Linked DNA regions of Homo sapiens: region 1 is linked to region 2. The links are chromatin contacts, found by Hi-C in ENCODE. All regions are on one chromosome and are shown on one strand. Each heading gives the region's core, a stretch centred on a gene start or an enhancer-like site at or near the end of the contact. The rest is flanking DNA. Distances are from core to core; before and after follow the strand shown.

Region 1 (3,239 bases), core at 393-2,892, 530 kb after region 2:
TGGCAGAACACAAAAGGACAGAACAGAAAATGAAAAAGTACAGGCTAATCTTATTTGTAAATATAGGCATAAGAGCCCTAAATATGAGATTAGCCAGTTGAACCAGGCCAAGATGAATGTCCTGGTCCTGGATCTGAAGCTGGAAAAGAGGATTGTGGAGGAAGCCAGCATGGCCTGGAGAATGGGCTCCCTGTGCACAAGGGGAAAGAAGATGTACATAAATGGCCATAAAACCCCACTAAATAAGATAATGTGTCTTGACTGCAACCGCTGCTGCCCCTTCTGAAGTGCTGTGGCCATGCTCAGCCAGTCTGGCTCCAAGGTGTCCTGGCCACCAGCATGGCCCAGGAATTACTAATGCAGGAACCCATCATGCTCCATTGCCTGCTACTAGAATGGCCATGGACACCACCCTACCCCACCCCACCCTGAATAAAACTACCCTCTTCAGGAGATCTGGTGCTTTTAAAGCTGGATTTAAGAAAATAAACCACCAATAAGAACCAGATGCTAAAAAGCAAAGCAAAGTGAAACAAAATGAAATGAAACAAAATAAAATTTAAAAGATTGAGGGGAGAGAATTTCAAAAAGGGAAAAATGTTTCCCAAATGTCATGTTCTGCCTACACCAAGTAAAGTGAGGTAAGGGATGTGTGCACTGTACGTGCCCATTGGAGGTCACTGACAGACTTAGTGACAAGTAAGTTGTGGGGTCAGAAGCCACTCAGAAGTAAGGAGAAACGGCCGGGCTTGGTGGCTCATGGCTGTAATCCCAGCACGAAGAGGCCGAGGCGGGTGGATCGTGAGGTCAGGGGTTCGGTACCAGCCTGGCCAACATGGTGAAACCCTGTCTCTACTAAAAATACAAAAATTAGGTGGGCATAGTTGCGGGCGCCTGTAATCCCAGCTAGTCGGGAGGCTGAGGCAGGAGAATCACTTGAACCCATAAGGGGGAGGTTGCAGTGAGCCGAGATCATGCCATTGCATTCCAGCCTGGGCGACAAGAGCGAGACTTCGTCTCAAACAAACAAACAAAGAATTAAGGGGAAGTGTGGGGAGACTGAAAGTGGAGGCAGTCAGTGGACTTTGGAAAATAGCAGAGAGGAAGTTTCAGAACTTTTGGTTTTGGGTTTTTGTTTTTTGTTTTTTTTTGAGACAGAGTCTCACTCTGTTGCCAGACCGGAGTGCAGTGGCACAATCTCGGCTCACAGCAACCTCTGTCTCATGGGTTCAAGTGATTCTCCTGCCTCAGCCTCTCGAGTAGCTGGGACTATAGGCATGTGCCACCACGCCCAGCTAATTTTTGTATTTGTAGTAGAGACGGGGTTTCACCATGTTGGTCAGGATGGTCTTGATCTCTTGATCTCATGATCCGCCCACCTTGGCCTTCCAAAGCCCTGGGATTACAAGCGTGAGCCACCGCGCCCAGCCGGTTTCGTGTTTTAAGATGGAAGAGACTTAAGTCTGTTTGTAGGTTGAAGGAGAAGACGCAGTAAAAACCAGACAGTTAAAATAGTAGTGGGAGAAGAAACTGCTAATGAGACACATCCTCAGAGGGTTTGGAGACAAGAGAGTGGATCACAGGAGAAACGGTGGGATCCGTGATGACTGGTGTGAAGCAGACAGGAAGAGGAAGTTGTGAGGAAGGGAGAGACAGGAAGTCATTGAGAAGGGAATGGACAGGAAGCTGTGAGGGAGGGTGGGTACAGGAGATTGTTGAAGCAGGGAGGGACAAAAATTTGTGAGGGAAGGAGGGACAGGAGGTTGTGAGGGAAGGAGGGACAGGAAGCTGTTGAGGCAAGGTTGGACAGGAAGTTGTAAGACAGAGTTGGATAGGAAGTTGTAAGGCAGGGTTGGACAGAAAGTTGAGAATCAGGGAGGAACAGGAAGTTGTGGGCTTCTAAGTCTTAGGTTTTGGTTTCTTTCTTTCTTTCTTTCTTTCTTTCTTTCTTTCTTTCTTTCTTTCTTTCATTCTTTCTTTTTTTTTTTTTTTGTTTTGAGATGAGGTCTCACTCTGTTGCCCAGGCTGGAGGGCAGTGGTGCGATCTCAGCTCACTGCAACCTCTGACTCCCAGGTTCAAGTAATTCTCCTGCCTCAGCCTCCCAAGTAGCTGGGATTACAGGCACGTGCCACCACATAAGGCTCATTTTTTTATATTTAGTAGAGAAGGGATTTCACCATATTGGTCAGGCTGGTCTTGAACTCCTGACCTCAGATGGTCCACCCACCTCGGCCTCCCAAAGTTCTGGGATTATAGGCATGAGCCACCATACCCAGCCTCTGGTTTCTTAAAGAAGGAACTGACTAGTTCATTTCTAAGAGTACAGTCATCTCAGGGGTGGGGAGAGAGCAACACCTGACACATTATACAGTCCATACTCAAACAAATCTAATCCAGACATCTTAATATAGTCCTTAGTACAGGCTTATGTGACACAGAATAACAATCAAAAGATTCAGTTATTCATGTTTCCCAAAATTCTGACATTTGGCATTATGTAATTTCCTGATGAGCTAGGCAGCCTCAAATGGGTGTGGCAACTTATTATTGTTGCTGTGTTCTGGAAAGGAAATGTGAGAGGCTGGAACTTTTGTGGGAAGTGTAAAAGGTGCACCTTATTGTACTGGTGGGTTCACATCTGACTTTCTTAGTTCTCTCAGCCCTTAGCCCCAGGCCTGGCATATCATTTGTTGAATGACTGCCTTCATGAATCAATATCCTAAGTGTGCAGGGCTCTTGGAGCCCTACAGACATGTATGTTGGGGTGCCATGCTGGATACCCATGTTTTCACTAGAGCTGCCTTCATCAATACCAGCTGTCCCAAATGGCAGCTGGCCCACCTCTGTGTGTGCCTTTGGGCAGTGGCTGTGCTTAAAAAAGCAGGAAATCTGTCACTCTTTTCCTGGCGGAAGAACAATCCACTCATTTTATTTTATTTTGTATCCACTCATTCTTTTAAAAAATGTAATGCATCTTTACGAAAGATAGTGGCATGTATGATGCTAGGTTCCAGGGATTAAAGAGGGACAGTCTCTACCTTCACAGGCCTCCCGATAAACTTGTGTTCACTGGGGTTCTTTTGCATTTCCTCTTCAGCAAGAGTAAGCAAAGTCATGGGTAACTGCTTAGCTTCAAGCAAGGTTGAGTATTGACCCTATGGGTCACTATCTGTAGGTGATACCCATGGGTACCCAGTGTGGGGCAAGGGAATGGGCTTCGTAGTCAGGTGGATTGACT
Region 2 (2,985 bases), core at 157-2,656:
TGCAGACACGACACATCCTTCATTAAAACTACCAGTGCCTATCTGGGACCTTCTGAGTGAACTCTGGGCCATAGAAGGCCTTCCTTGCTCTCCCCTGTTCACCTCTGCAGCCTCCTTTCTTATCAGATTCCCCTGTTCCCACTTTACTAAAGTTAGGCCAAACTGCCTGCTGTTCCCAGAGCATGCTTTACTTATTCATGCCACTGGGCCTTTGCATGTGCTTTTCTCTGCTTGGGATGCCTTTTCCAATCCCCCTGCTCCCAACTCCTGCTAGTGTTCGCTTAGCATTAAAGCCATGCTCAAGCAACACCTCTCCCAGGAGCCCGTGCCACCTCCATTTCGGCACTTGCTATCACCGCCAGTTTTCATGCAGGTCCAGCATTCTGCCCCCCGACCCCCACTGTCCTACAACCTGGAAGATCCTCTGGGCTGGGGGAGACATCCCCAGCATTTGGCATGTGGCCCCAGGAGATACCAAGTAAGTTCTCGTTGAATTAATGAACTACTTAATTGGTTTCAGCTACAGCCTATAGCAAATCACAGGATTTAGCCAGGAGAAATAGACACGACTCATCTCTGAACTCAATTGTTGCTTTAAAAAAAAAAAAAAGTTGTTTACACTGTTGAAAACCTCAACTGAGTTTTTTCTTTCCTTTAAGCATACAAATAAAGCCAGGTGAATCATTTCTTTTCCATTGTTTTCTGGAAGTCAGCTAGGCATACCCTGAGTCTTCTTACTTTAAACCACTGATACTCTTTAAGCAATAACCAAAACACTTGCTTCTGAAAGATAGTGACAGCCATGATTTACTGGGCTACTCAAATGCTCCAAGTATGTTCTAAGTGCCTTACGCGTGTCACCCCATGAATCCTCAGCAACATCGTAACGCATGGGGCATTATTATCCCCATTTTACAGGTAAGAAAAACGAGTCTTAGGAAAGTTAAAAGAGTCATTTGAATTTGCACAGATGCTGAATAGCAAAGCAGTGATTCAAACAAGGGGTGGTCTGATTCTAAAGTCCATGTTTTCTCTTCTGAGCCCATTCTTTATTGCTAAAAAACAAATACAATGTCTATCAGGCTTAGCCAATGGCCTGGAACAAATAATACTCCAAATAATACCACAAAGGGCACTGACACAGGTCCTTGCCCAGCTGTGTTCTTCTTATTCCGGATACCTAGACCCAGTAAGAAGTTTGCCCTTTCCCTGACCAGATTTATAGGAGAAAACTGAATGATGCCAAGGAATACCTGCGTCCTTCGTTAAAGGCTGCATCCAAAAGTCTCCGTGACCAGGTCTAGGCCTTCATCATGGGACAACTTTCCAACAAGGAGCAGGGGTCTCTTGCAAGTCTGTCCGCGGAGCTCCCTGCCACCAGCACTGTTGCCGCTGTCTTTGTTTACTGCTTGTCACTAAGCACTTGCTGCCCAGCGAGTGAGTCAACAAGGCCCCTTCCCTTTCCTGCCACCACTCTCATTCCCTGGGTCCTGCGCAGTCTCTGGCCTGTTAGCAGGCACTGCCACCCCAGCAGCCTGCGTCCTCAAAGCCAGTGACCCGTGAGAGAGCCAGGAAGAGCTCAAGTGGATTAGGTGCCACTGAAGGCAATGGGATTGCTGCTCAGCAGGGCTTTTACGCTGATGTCTCTTTATCTCCTGGCCCAATCAAAAGAAAGAGCTCTGCAAGGAACTGGGGGCAGCCCCAGAGCAGAGGCTTAGTGTCATCAACTCAAGAGTCCTCCATGCCCTTTCATAGTGTCAGACATTGGACCTGCAACCAACAGGACAGGGAACCATGTGAAAGCAGCAGGAGGAAATGATAACCTGGATCTGTCTGTGAGAAAGCAAGAAAAATGTGGTTAGAGAAAGGGGGAAAGGAATTCTTACTCTTTCTGGTGCTTGGATTCAGAAAGGAACCAGCAGAGATGGGGAACAGCAAGAAGTAGATCATAGCTCTGTAGTAGAAGGGGCAAAAGAACAGATCTCTCAAGCCCTTTAAATCAATAGCAGTGTCAAAACTGAGACGTATTTATTTAAAAAGAAAACATGAGTTTTTGCCTGACTACAGAATAAAATACTAAAATTTGAGGCCGGGCACAGTGGCTCATGCCTGTAATCCCAGCACTTTGGGAGGCCAAGGCGGGCAGATCACGAGGTCAGGAGATCGAGACCATCCTGGCTAACATGGCAAAACCCCGTCTCTACTAAAAATACAAAAAATTAGCTGGGCCTGGAGGCGGGTGCCTGTAGTCCCAGCTACTCCGGAGGCTGAGGCAGAAGAATGGCGTGAACCTGGGAGGCGGAGCTTGCAGTGAGCCAAGATCGGGCCACTGCACTCCAGCCTGGGTGACAGAGCGAGACTCTGTCTCGAAAAAAAAATCTGATGAAACTCAGTGCTGGTGAGGGCATGGAGAATGAGTACTCTCATATGCCAATAGTGAGATTACAGATAAGTGCAACTTCTCTGCAGGGAATTTGGTAATATTCATCAAATTTGTAAATGTACATATCCTTTGTAAACCCAGCTGCTAAGAAGTAACCCCATGGACATTCTTGCAAAAGTTCACCAAAGCATCTGAGAAAGGATGCTCTTTGCAGTGTATTTTGGTAGTAGCAGAAAACTGAAAGCCACTGAAGTGCCCATCAACAGTGATTATTGTAGTTCACACACAGTAGAAAACCAGCTATGCAGCTGTGTAAAGGAAGGAAGTAGATCTGTGTGTGCTGGCATATAACAATTGCCTAGAAAATTCTTTAAGTGACAAAAGGTATGGAATAGCCTAGTATGTTTCCTTTTATTACAAATAGGTACATAAAGACCAGGTATATTTACGTATATTTATGTATACATATTCTTTATACACTGTAGTATATTAGAATATTATGTAGACATATTCTTGTGGTTCTGGAAGGAATCACAAGCAACTTAATAGTGGTTGCTAGGGGAAAGAGTTTTGGCTCATTATTTAGTCAGGAAAATTATTGT

Evidence for each region. Hi-C counts contacts between places; a loop is a spot of excess contacts on that map. Pooled maps may share reads with other maps.
Region 1: a loop to region 2 is called in a map with no recorded cell type, with 4 times the contacts of the local background. The contact joins the enhancer-like site here to the promoter of FRMPD2 in region 2. A Hi-C loop is called at or near these places in 3 of 37 single-sample maps with no recorded cell type and 3 of 50 pooled maps.

Annotation. Positions count from the first base shown.
Region 1 is chr10:48,798,754-48,801,992 of GRCh38, forward strand. All of the region lies in intron 24 of WDFY4 (WDFY family member 4), which reads left to right. Among named protein-coding and RNA genes, the nearest start is that of WDFY4, 120 kb to the left of the region's middle. Within about 2 kb of position 1,643, at least 10 of the 41 ENCODE cell types and tissues checked have a DNase peak (open chromatin) inside an H3K27ac peak, as active enhancers do.
Region 2 is chr10:48,273,290-48,276,274 of GRCh38, forward strand. FRMPD2 (FERM and PDZ domain containing 2) reads right to left here and starts at 1,407. Exons shown (of 29, transcript NM_001018071.4): 1 at 1,254-1,407. The coding sequence starts at 1,278.